2 separate regions of the Homo sapiens genome follow, and region 1 is linked to region 2. A link is a contact called in ENCODE Hi-C or POLR2A ChIA-PET data. All regions are on one chromosome and are shown on one strand. Each heading gives the region's core, a stretch centred on a gene start or an enhancer-like site at or near the end of the contact. The rest is flanking DNA. Distances are from core to core; before and after follow the strand shown.

The links. Hi-C counts contacts between places; a loop is a spot of excess contacts on that map. ChIA-PET counts read pairs that join two places held with the same protein, here RNA polymerase II (POLR2A). Pooled maps may share reads with other maps.
Region 1: a map of PC-9 shows a loop between it and region 2 (2.8-fold over the local background). The contact joins two enhancer-like sites. A Hi-C loop is called at or near these places in 14 of 168 maps with a recorded cell type or tissue (CD4-positive, alpha-beta memory T cell, PC-3, PC-9 and 8 more) and 9 of 50 pooled maps. POLR2A ChIA-PET finds 5 or more read pairs at or near these places in 12 of 52 experiments (AG04450, BJ, CD4-positive, alpha-beta T cell and 8 more).

What each region holds. Positions count from the first base shown.
Region 1 is chr9:71,690,565-71,696,364 of GRCh38, reverse strand. It overlaps CEMIP2 (cell migration inducing hyaluronidase 2), which reads left to right. Exons shown (of 24, transcript NM_013390.3): 21 at 1,758-1,856. Among named protein-coding and RNA genes, the nearest start is that of CEMIP2, 75 kb to the left of the region's middle. RefSeq lists an enhancer at 5,191-5,800. Within about 2 kb of position 3,849, at least 3 of the 41 ENCODE cell types and tissues checked have a DNase peak (open chromatin) inside an H3K27ac peak, as active enhancers do.
Region 2 is chr9:71,644,631-71,650,152 of GRCh38, reverse strand. No RefSeq gene overlaps it. Among named protein-coding and RNA genes, the nearest start is that of CEMIP2, 120 kb to the left of the region's middle. Within about 2 kb of position 2,777, at least 8 of the 41 ENCODE cell types and tissues checked have a DNase peak (open chromatin) inside an H3K27ac peak, as active enhancers do.

The sequences.
Region 1 (5,800 bases), core at 2,600-5,099, 45 kb before region 2:
AACAACCCTGTATATGAAAGTTATATGATTCCTTGCCAGGCTGATATAATAATCTGACTGTTAAAGTGACATTTTGAGGTAGTCTTTGTGGGGAAGTAAATTTTCCAGCCTAATTCTCAAGCTGGATTTGTTAAGACCCTTCAATACTGAAGAGACTTTGTATAATCTATAATAAACATTATAACTTATAAAAATAATTTAATTAACATTGGAAATATTCTAGGCCTATGTTGTTAAATGATTCCATGCACTCATACTTAGCATTCTTTATCTTTTGTGCATGAAGCATTGATCAGAATTCATTTTTTTAAAATGTATTGATTACTGACTTTGTGCAGTTGCAAAGTAGTTGAAGTCGCTGGGAACATCGCTTTTACTTGAAAATTTGTGGGTAATTTTTTTTTTCTTAAATATAGAGGCGGGGTCTCACTATGTTGCCTAGGCTGGTCTCAAAGTCCTGGGCTCAAGCGATCCTCCCACTTTGGCCTCCCAAATTGTTGGGATTACAGATGTGAACCACCATGCCCGGCCTAATTTTTGTTCTGACTGTCAAAACCAAACACATTTATATTAGGAGTAAATAGGAAAATTCACAGGAATTTTTGACCCCAAACTTGGAGACTTCAAAGAACTACCCAGCTTCCGACTTGGGATCATTTTGACTGTTTATTTTTTGTTTTTTGTTTTTTTTGAGATGGAGTCTCACTCTGTCGCCCAGGCTAGAGAGCAGTGGTACGATCTCAGCTCACTGCAACCTTCATCGCCCAGGCTCAAGCAATTCTCCTGCCTCAGCCTCCCAAGTAGCTGGAACTACAGATGTGTACCACCTGCCTGGCTGATTTTTGTATTTTTAATAGAGGCTGGAGTTCGCCATGTTGACCAGGCTGGTCTTGAACTCCGGACCTAAGGTGATCCACCCATCTCAGCCCCCCAAAGCGCTGGGATTACAGGCATGAACTACCATGCCCGGCTGATTGTTTATTCTTGCAGGGAAGTTTTTAACATTGGTTTATATGGACAGTGTACCTCTAAGTGTTAAATTGTGTGAGAGTTAAGTGTTTTTGAATGAGAAGAGAGCCCTTAGGGAGGAGACAGGTTTTGGAGACTGGGAGTAATTTGGAGGAGTACAGGGAAAAGGGAAGGGCATTCCTGGGAAGGGAACAGCATCAGCAAAGGCAGAGTGGCAAGGAAGAGGGTGGAGTGCTTGTGGGAAAGTGAGGCCCTGCCTGAGTGTAACAGCACAGGGAAAAATAGGGGCCTGTCTATAAGGCACAACTCTGTTTATGGAATGCCTTGCAGGTCACAAAGAGGAGTTGAGACCTGCTCATGTTCAAAGTTAGTAAACGTTTCTTAACAGGGTAGTCCTTGTTATCTACACTTCTTTCCTCATTCCTAGAGTGACTGAGGGACCATGGTCTGAAAAAAACTTTAAAAAATATTTGTGCCTGTTTTTCCATAAAATGTTTACAAAGATTTAAATATAAATATAAAGCACATTTATTTAATCAGTTATGGAACTGAAGTGAACAACAAGAATAATATTTATTTGAAACTGGGATTGCTCCAGAAAATGAGGAACAAATATATACTTACTGTGTTAAGAATATCAAGATGGAATTCTAGGTCATGAAATATGTACAAAAAGTTCAGAATAAGAAATACAACCACTGGCTTTAATTATAATTAACTTTATATTGAGGGAACCTTTTGGAGGAAGGTAAGAGTTGCCATAAATATGGAACTTCTTCTCTGTCTAGGTGGTGTTTACTAGTGATCCTCATAAAAGTTACCTCCCTGTGCAATTCCAGTCACCTGATAAAGCAGAAACCCAGCGTGGAGACCCGTCTGTTATTTCTGTAAGTACCATCTGGTGTTGTCTTAGTCTGTTCTAGGTGGTATAACAAAATGCCATAAACTAGGTAGCTTATAAACAACAGAAATTGGCTGGGTGCGGTGGCTCACACCTGTGATCCCAGCACTTTGGGAGGCCAAGGTGGGCAGATCATAAGGTTAGATCGAGACCATCCTGGCTAACATGGTGAAACGCTGTCTCTACTAAAAATACAAAAAATTAGCTGGGCGTAGAGGCGGGTGGGTGCCTGTAGTCCCAGCTACTCGGGAGGCTGAGGCAGGAGAATGGCCTGAACCCGGGAGGCGGAGACTGCAGTGAGCTGAGATCGCGCCACTGCACTCCAGCCTGTGCAACAGAGTGAGACTCTGTCTCCAAAATAAATAAATAAATAAATAAATAAATAAATAAATAAAAATAAACAACAGAAATTTATTTCTCACAGTTCTGGAGGCTGGAAAGTCCAAGGGCAAGGCACCAGCAAATTGAGTGTCTGGTGAGCCTGGTTCATAGATGGTGCCTTCTTACTGCGTCCTCACAGGGTAGAACGGTCCAGGGGTCTCTCTCAGCCTTCTTTTATAACAGCACTGATCCCATTCATGGGGGTTACACTGTTGTGTCCTGATCACTTCCCAAAGATTCTACCTGCTAATACTGTTACCTTGGAGATTAGGATTTCAACATAGAAATATTTGGCAGGACACAGACATTCAGACCAAAGCAGATGTGTACACCGTCACAGCTTCTTGCTTTTATCTTCTATCTTGGTGACATGAATTACTTCTGGCTATAGTCACTGGTTTGTCATCACATTTTCTATTGTTGGTAGCAAGCAATACAATAGAGGTATAAATAACTCCTAAACATTTGTGTTTTTAAATACATTTAAGAAATGTTTTTTTCCTGAGTAGATTGTGTTTATTCATTAACCTTATTCTTTGAAACTTAAAATAAGCTTCAAGATTGTTTAAGATATGGGAAATGAAAGTTTTAACATCTCTTCGGCCTTTTATTTTAAGGTTGCCTCTTCTCTATTTTTTCAGTTGAGGAAAATGAAGATGCAAAGTGTTAGTTGTCTTTTCTAAGTGGCTTGATGGAAGTATAGACATGAGTTGCAGTGTCAACACTAGCATTTGCGCATAGAGCAAGGTTAGCCACTGAGAACCAGGTCTCAGCATGTGGCCTGTCCAAAATCAGGTTGACCTAGGTGCCACCATACAAAGAACTCTTTGGGTGACAGGTATCCAGCCTTTCAGGTAATACTCAGCCAAGGCCTGTGCCATCTCATGTGGTCTTTTTAGGGGCTTGGTTTTTTTAGTGGTGGGCAACATAATCACAAATCCACATATATGTGGAGAAAATTAAATTTTACTTTTTTTCTTAATTTTTTTATTGTCATAAAGTACACATAAACTTTACTATCTTAACCATTCTCAAGTGGGCAGTTCAGTGGCATGAAGTCCATTCATATTGTTGTACAACCATCACTACCATCCAGCTCCGGAACTTAAGTTCTACTTCCCAACTCTGAATTAAGACTATCCCTATGTAACTGTAGCTCAAAGACTCTTGGTTTTTGTTGTTGTTGTTGTCGTTTGTTTGTTTGTTTGTTTTTGAGACAGGGTCTCCCTCTTCACCCAGGCCAGAGTGCAGTGGCGCAATCTCGGCTCACCGCACCCTCCACCTCCCAGGCTAAATTGATCCTCCCACGTAGCTGGGACTAAAGGCACATGCTTTAGTCCCACTTGGTTAAGTTTTAAAATATTTTTTATAGAGATGGAGTCCCACTGTGTTGCTCAGGCTAGTCTTGAACTCCTGGGCTCAAGTGATCTTCCTGCCTTGGCCTTCCAAAGTGCTGGGATTACAGGTGTGAGCCACCACACCAGGTTAAAGTTTCTTCAAGTCTGTGTTTATGCTTGTTCCCCTCCTTTAGCAGTCCTGCATTTTGTAATACACCCGTGATGTAATTTTATTGGCATGAAATTTGCTAGCTCAGCATCTGAATGCAGTCAGCTGCATGAGGAACCTGATCCCAGCCTGTTAGCATGGTAACTGGTGGGAGTTGCATGAGGGAAGCAGGTGGGTGCTGAGTCTCACTGTTCTAGTAGTTTACTAGGTAATAGAGAGAGAGAGAGAGAGAGAGAGAGAGATGGGGGGTAGAGAGAGAGAGAGAGAGAGATGGGGAGAGCGTTTTGCCAAAAAAAAAAAAAAAAAAAAATATCAGGCAGGCTATGCCCCAGAGTCTGAAAACATTGTTTGACTCTGTTGTTACACACTGGGTGCCTGGGACTCTAGAAAAGTCATATTTATCCCCAATGCTTTTTACATTCATTATCTGAAAACTCTTCCCTAAGATCTGGGATTGCATTAGGGGTTTTTGGTTGTTTTTTTTTTTCTTTTTTTTTTTAAGATAGAGTCTCGCTCTGTCATCCAAGCTGAAGTGCAGTGGCTTGATCTTGGCTCACTGCAACCTCTGCCTTCTGGGTTCAAGAGATTCTCCAGCCTCAGCCTCCCGAGTAACTGGGATTACAGGTGCTAGGCACCATGCCCAGCTAATTTTTTTATTTTTAGTAGAGATGGGGTTTCACCATGTTGGCCAGGGGGCTGGTCTTGAACTCCTGACCTCAGGTGATCCACCCTCCTCAGCCTCCCAGAGTGTTGGGATTACAGGCATGAGCCACTGCACCCAGCTGCTTTGGGGCTTTTTTTTTAAGACAGTGTCTTGCTATGTTGCCCAGGTTGACCTTGAACTCCTAGACTCAGGTGACCCTTCTACCTCAGCCTCCCAAGTAGCTGAGATCACAAGCATGGGCCACAGTACCTTGCTTTGCTTTAGTTTTCATGGAAAGTATTGTGGGTTTTTTAAGCAACAGGCTTTGGGGATACTTTTCATGGGGGCAGTCTGAATATGTTGAGGACTGTTGGGTATTTTTTTTCTTAAGTGTACCTCAATTTTAAGTAGTGAGATTTAAAAACATAAGGAAATCATATCTAGTCTTTCCACATATAAAATTTACTTCAAATGCTTCCAGAACTATTTTCACTGGATTGGTGCAATTAGCTAAAGGGCTTTTTTATTTATTTATTTTTTTTTTCCTGAGACAGAGTCTCACTCTGTCACCCAGGCTGGAATGCAGTGGCACCATCTCCGCTCACTGCAGCCTCCACCTCCTGGGTTCAAATGATTCTCCTGCCTCACTCCCAAGTAGCTGGGATCACAGGCATGCACCACCACGCCCGGTGTATCTCTAAGTAGAGATGGAGTTTCACCTTGTTGGTCAGGATGAACTCCTAACCTCAGGTGATTCACCCACCTCAACCTCCCAAAGTGCTGGGATTGGATTACAGGCGTAAGCCACCACACCTGGCCTTAAAGTGCCATTTTGAATACCAGTGAGATCAAAAGTGATTAGAAGTAAAATTTAAATATTATAATTTCCCCAGGCATGGACAGGTGTAGTGGTAAGAACATTTCTCCTTTGTTAGCCTTTAGCATACTTTATAATTTTACACCTTATAAACAGGAACAGTGCCTATGGGTTTAATTAGTGCTTAGTTGTTTTGTTTTGCTCCTTCATTTTTGGCTGAGAAATTAATGATATTTGGAAATATCTGGAGTTCCTTTTTCTTGAAAAGGTCACAAACCACTGATTTAAAGAGGATGACTTTGAAAATTTAGCTCACAATAGTTGTGAAATAAATGTAGTAGTACTTTGTAGCTTAAATTCCGGTAAAATTATCACTTTGTCATTTTGATCTCAGAGGAGAGCTATTATTTGTAGCAAACTACAAATATAAACTAACGTGGAATTCCTGTGGATCAAGGCATGATACATATTTATATGTGTGTGTGTGTATTCTTTTCTGAACCAATATGACAATAAGCCATCTACTCTGAAGTACAGAGGCAGCCATCTATCATTGACTTATAAAGCTTTGACCCCAGTGAGA
Region 2 (5,522 bases), core at 1,528-4,027:
TTGATTACTACCTGTATTCTGCTAAGATCTGTCTCTCAAACTCCAAACTAGACACATTGCACCACTTTGAAACACTTTTGTCTGGCCTGGACATTTACTTTTATTTTTATTTTTTGAGACAGGGCCTCACGCTGTCACCCAGGCTGGAGTGCAATGGTGCAATCTTGGCTCACTGCAGCCTTGACCTCCCTGGGCTCAAGTGATCCTCCAGTCTCAGCCTCCCCAGTAGCTGGGACTAAAGGTACATGCCACCATGCCTGGCTAATTTTCATATTTTTTGTGAAGACGAGGTTTTGCCATGTTTCCCAGGCTGATCTCGAACTGTTGTGCTCAAGCAATCCTCCTGTCTTTGCCTCCCAAAGTGCTGGGATTATAGGCGTGAGCCACCACACCTGGTCTGGTCTGGACGTATCACAGGCAAATCAACCTAAGATATCTAAAACGAATAATTATTTAACCCCTTAAATCTATTCTTCCTCCTGTGCTTCCTGTTCATTGGATGGCACCACAGTCTTTAGATACCTAAGCCAAGAATTTAAGAGTCATCCTTGGACTCTTCTTTTTCTCTTATCTACCATGTCTATTTGGTCACCAAGAGCTATTGAGTTTGCTGCTTCACATCTCTCTCATAGCCCTCCACTTCTCTGCATTCCCACTGCTGTCTCCTCAGTTCAAACCTCCTTGTTCTCTACCCATTGTGTTTACCTCCTTCCATCTTCAGACTTCCCCACTTTAAGTCTTTCCATATCGCTCCTGCAGTGACCTCTCAAAGCACAAGTCTGGTCTCTTTATTCCCCTGATTAAAATCTTTCGATCACTCCCTATTGATATCAGGATGTTCTATAAACAGGTTGACCTGGCTTATAAGGCCCCACTGCTGGAACTTCCCTACCTTCTTCCTAATTTCCAACAAATACAACCACATGCGGCTGCTGGTAGACCAGGCTCCCTCATGTTTTTGTGCTTATGTGTTTATTGCTCCTTCTGCCTGGGAATTTTTTTTTTTTTTTTTTTTTTTTTTTGAGACAGAGTCTCGCTTTGTCATCCAGGCTGGAGTGCAGTGGTGCGATCTCGGCTCACTGCAAGCTCCGCCTTCCGGGTTCACCCCATTCTCCTGCCTCAGCCTCCCAAGTAGCTAGGACTACAAGTGCCCACCACCATACCCCGCTAATTTTTTTGTATTTTCAGTAGAGACTGGGTTTCACTGTGTTAGCCAGGATGGTCTCAGTCTCCTGACCTCGTGATCCACCTGCCTTGGCCTTCCAAAGTGCTGGGATTACAGGCGTGAGCCACTGTGCCTGGCCCTGCCTGGGATTTTTTTTGTCCACTTTCTTTACGTGAAAGTCACTTGCAAACTTCAGAAAAACTTCCCTGTCTCCTCCTTTCCCAGTTTAGCTCCCTCTGACCCACAGGTTCCCATAGTGGTATATGAATTCTTGTATCTAGCACTTAACACACCACACATTTATCACCAGTTGATCTGTCTGTAGTTTCTGCTTAGTCTCAGAAGTCCTTGAAGCTAGGGACTGTGTTTTTGTTCTCTGTGGGCTTATCTCCTAGAGTAGTGCCTGACACAAAGGCATAAGAAATGTACTCAACAAATGTGTGTGGAATGAATAAATGAATCCAGGCTTTCCTAAGCACCCATGGCCATCAACCCAACACTGATTCCTTTTTCCATCTGCATTGCAAAAATCAAGAAAAAGGGAAATAATAGAAAAAAGATAAAAAGATTTCTCAATCAAATGATAAATAAATGTCTGGAGAACAAGCAAATCTTGTATGAGGTTTTCAAAACAGTCTAGACTGACATCTAGAGCAAAACCATACAGAAAAATTCCTATTCGGCAAAATGGCATAAAAGATTATGAAAGAGCTTTTGGATAAGTTAAAAAATAGCAACTCAGTGAAAGAAATCCTGAATAGTGAGTTTGAAATTTATTAAAGGATACACGTTTTAAAATAGTCATAGGGGAAGCTTCTCAAAGACTGGAAAGATATCCTTAGGCAGATCTACTTAATGATGATAATAATTGTTGGCCAGGAGCTGTGGCTCACGCCTGCACTCCCAGCACTTTGGGAGGCTGAGGTGGGAGGATCACTGAGTCCAGAAGTTCAAGACCAGCCTGGGTAACATAGTGAGACCCCATCTCTACTAGAAAAAAAAAAATAGCCAGGTGTGGTGGTGCATGCCTGTGGTCCCAGCTATTTGGGAGGCTGAAGTGCGTGGATTGCTTGAGCCTGGGAAGTCAAGGCTGCAGAGAGCCCTGATAGTGCCACTGCACTCCAGCCTGAGTGACACAGCCAGACCCTGTCTCAAGAAAAGGTTATTATTGTTATTTTAGCTAACATATATGAGGATATTCTATGTACCAGGCATTATCCTCAGCATTTTGCATGCATTATCTCAACTAATCTTTACATAACACTATGAAGTATGCCTAACTATTTATGCCTAGGTTGCTGATGAAGAAACTAAGATCTTTGTATCCAGTTCAGCTGGATCAAAACCCAGTGCTTTCTGCCTTCCAATCAGGAGGTTTTTCCTTGGCTATAGAGCTCGACTTTCCAGGCAATGCACAGGCAGGGATGTGTGCTCCAGGGGCCACTCCAGTTCTCAGACAAGCTGCAGACACAGTCAAGGAACAGTTGGCAAGATCATGTATAATAGTGGACCAGAGGCGATGGAAGGAGCTCAACATTTTCACTTAATCCCACTTCTCGCTTTCCTGTGTGGTTTGTGGGTGTGAGTGCTGAAAATGAGCTTCCTCTGCAGGAGGAGGAAGTGGCGGGGCTCGGAGCCAGAATGACTCATCAAAACTCCCTAAGGAAGTCAGGACAACAGCGGGAAACTGAGCTTTCAACATCGGACATTCAGGTGGCTTCAACTGGACATGTATGCATGTGAGAAAGAGGGAGGGAATGAGAGGGGATGCAGTTTAACAAATGAATTATATGGGGAGTGAGTGCAGGAACCTGTCTTCATTTATTCTGAAGCTCCTCAGAATCTCAAGTTCACAGCTCAGCTCATGATAGACCTCTCCCCCTCTATCATGTATGTGCTTGATGAATTAGGAAGATTTTATGAACCAAACATTATGGGATCTAACCATCATACATTTCTATCATATTATTGATCCTTTTATAAAAATGAAAATATGGAGACTAAGAACAGTTATATAACTTGTTCAAGGCCACTCTGAAAATGAGAACTGGAGCTTAGGTCCCAGAGTAGCAGCCCCAATGGGGCACAGACTGAAGGGCTTGGCTTTTGCTGTCTTGTATTGACTTACAAGAGCCCACTGTTAAATATTTAGGAGTTTTCTTTTTTTTTTTTTTTTAATATTTAGGAGTTTTCAAGCCAGTTATTAAATCGTTAGTAGCTTGAAATCAGCATGGCATAAGTATTTATACTACAGAAATTTGTAAATGCTAGAGATGAGGACTCCCTTCCCCCCGACCCCTGCCCACCACCTGGAGACAGATTAGTGTGTCTAACCTGTCATTGTTCCCATGACTATCCCATAAAATAAAGTTTTTATTAAGTGTGACATCACAATCCACTTAGGAGCAGTTTTATTTAGAGCTTCACAGCATCCAACTAAAGCAACAACTTGTCATTTATAGGGCTAGATCCCTATAAATGATAGTTCCAGGGAGTAAGGAAGGTAAAGCTAGTAAGACAAACCAAAAGAGATGTTGCTTTCCTTGTATTTTATTTCTGTTGCAATGCTTTGAAACTTTCTTGTTTATTTACATATTTAAGATCTGTCTCCACAAGAAGGCAGAGGGAGAGATTTCATTTTTGGTGCTTCCCAGTTAGTCGTGTGAAAGAGAATCACAAAAATCTGCCTCTCAACAACAAATATAATCAAAACCAACAGTAAGCTCACCAGCTGCAGTCAAATGAGGAGAAGTTTCCAATTTCACTAACTGTGGAAACCTGGTAGCTAAAGAAAGACTCAGAAGACTCTACCATGGCTGGGCCTAGCATGGCATCTAACCCACACCCACCTTCCAGAGACAGCATGGGAGAGATGGGGAGTCCATAGAGTCCTGAACATTCTTGTCAAAATTCCCCAGTTTGTGGAGAAGGAGACTGAGGGGGTGAGTAGGAAGCCTAGGGAAAGTTAAGAGAAATGCTTAAGTATCATCGCAGGGTATCAGTAGAGAAAAGAAGGGCTTTCCAAGAAATTGGGCAGTAACATGAAGGCTCTGGGCACTCTTGCCCCATGGGAAAGGTTTTGGGGGACTGGCGCCAATAGCCAGGTGATATGCTGTCATACAGGATATTAAGAGAATCTCTGAAGAAATTAGCTGGGTGTGGTGGCTCATGTCTGTAAACCCAGACCTTTGGGAGGTCGAGGTGGGCGGATCACTTGAGGGCAGTTCGAGACCAGCCTGGCCAACATGGTGAAACCTTGTCTGTACTAAAAATACAAAAATTAGCCAGGTGTGGTGGTGCGTGCCTGTAATCCCAGCTACTCGGGAGGTTGAGGCACAAGAATCACTCGAACCCAGGAGGTAGAGGTTGCAGTGAGCTGAGATTGTGCCGCTGCACTACAGCCTGGGTGACAGAGTAAGACTATCTCAAAAACACAAACAAATAAACAAAAACTCTGAAGAAATAGAAGAGCTCATGTCTTCACATTGTGGATTGAGGCTGCTCAGAGCCCCAGCAGAAGGTTCTCCTGTTCCCTTGCACCACAGGCCACAGGAAGATGGGTCTAATACAACATTCACTCCTTCACCTGCTGCCCAGAGGGGAAAACAGCACAGTCTTAGATGAACTGCAAAGGGTGCCAATGAGGCCTGACTTGCAGTCTACCAGAGTAAAGAGAAGTTCTGGTTAGAGCTGTCAGCCTTAAACTTGTGTGAAACAACAACAACAACAAAAATCCAAGCGATGGTGCTAGATAAATTGAGAATAAGGAAGGAAAGAAGCAGGAAGGAAGGAAAAAGGAAGACAAAGAGAAAAAAAGGAAAAAAAGAAGGAAGGAAGGAAAAAGGAAAATGAAGGAAGGAGGGGGAAAGGAAAAAAAGGAAAGAAGGAAGGAAAAAAAGAGGGAAGGAGGAAAGGAAAGAGAGGAGGGAAGAGGGAGAAAAGATGAAAAGGAAGGAAGGCTAGAAGGGAGAAGACAGCATGGAGGGAAGTAAGGGGGAAGAAGAAGGGAAGGAGGAAGGAAGAAGAGAAGGAAGAAAGGACAGGAGGCAGACAAAGGAATGAAAGGGAGGAAAGAGGAGAAGGGAAAGAAGGAAGTAAGGGAGGGAAAAGAAGAAGGGACTAAGGAGGGAAGAAGGAATGTAGTGGGCAAAACACAGTTGAATAGTCCACATTTCCATGGGTCCTTTGGGTCATAAAAGAATTAGAAATAGGATTCCTTGTTAAAAACAGGAATTTATAAAATAAGAATTTAAGGACATGATGGCAGGAAAACCTCAAAAACAAAAAAACACAAAAAGCAGAACAAAATGAGACAGATTTCAGAGTCAAGGGAATAACTTAAGAAACAAAACAATAT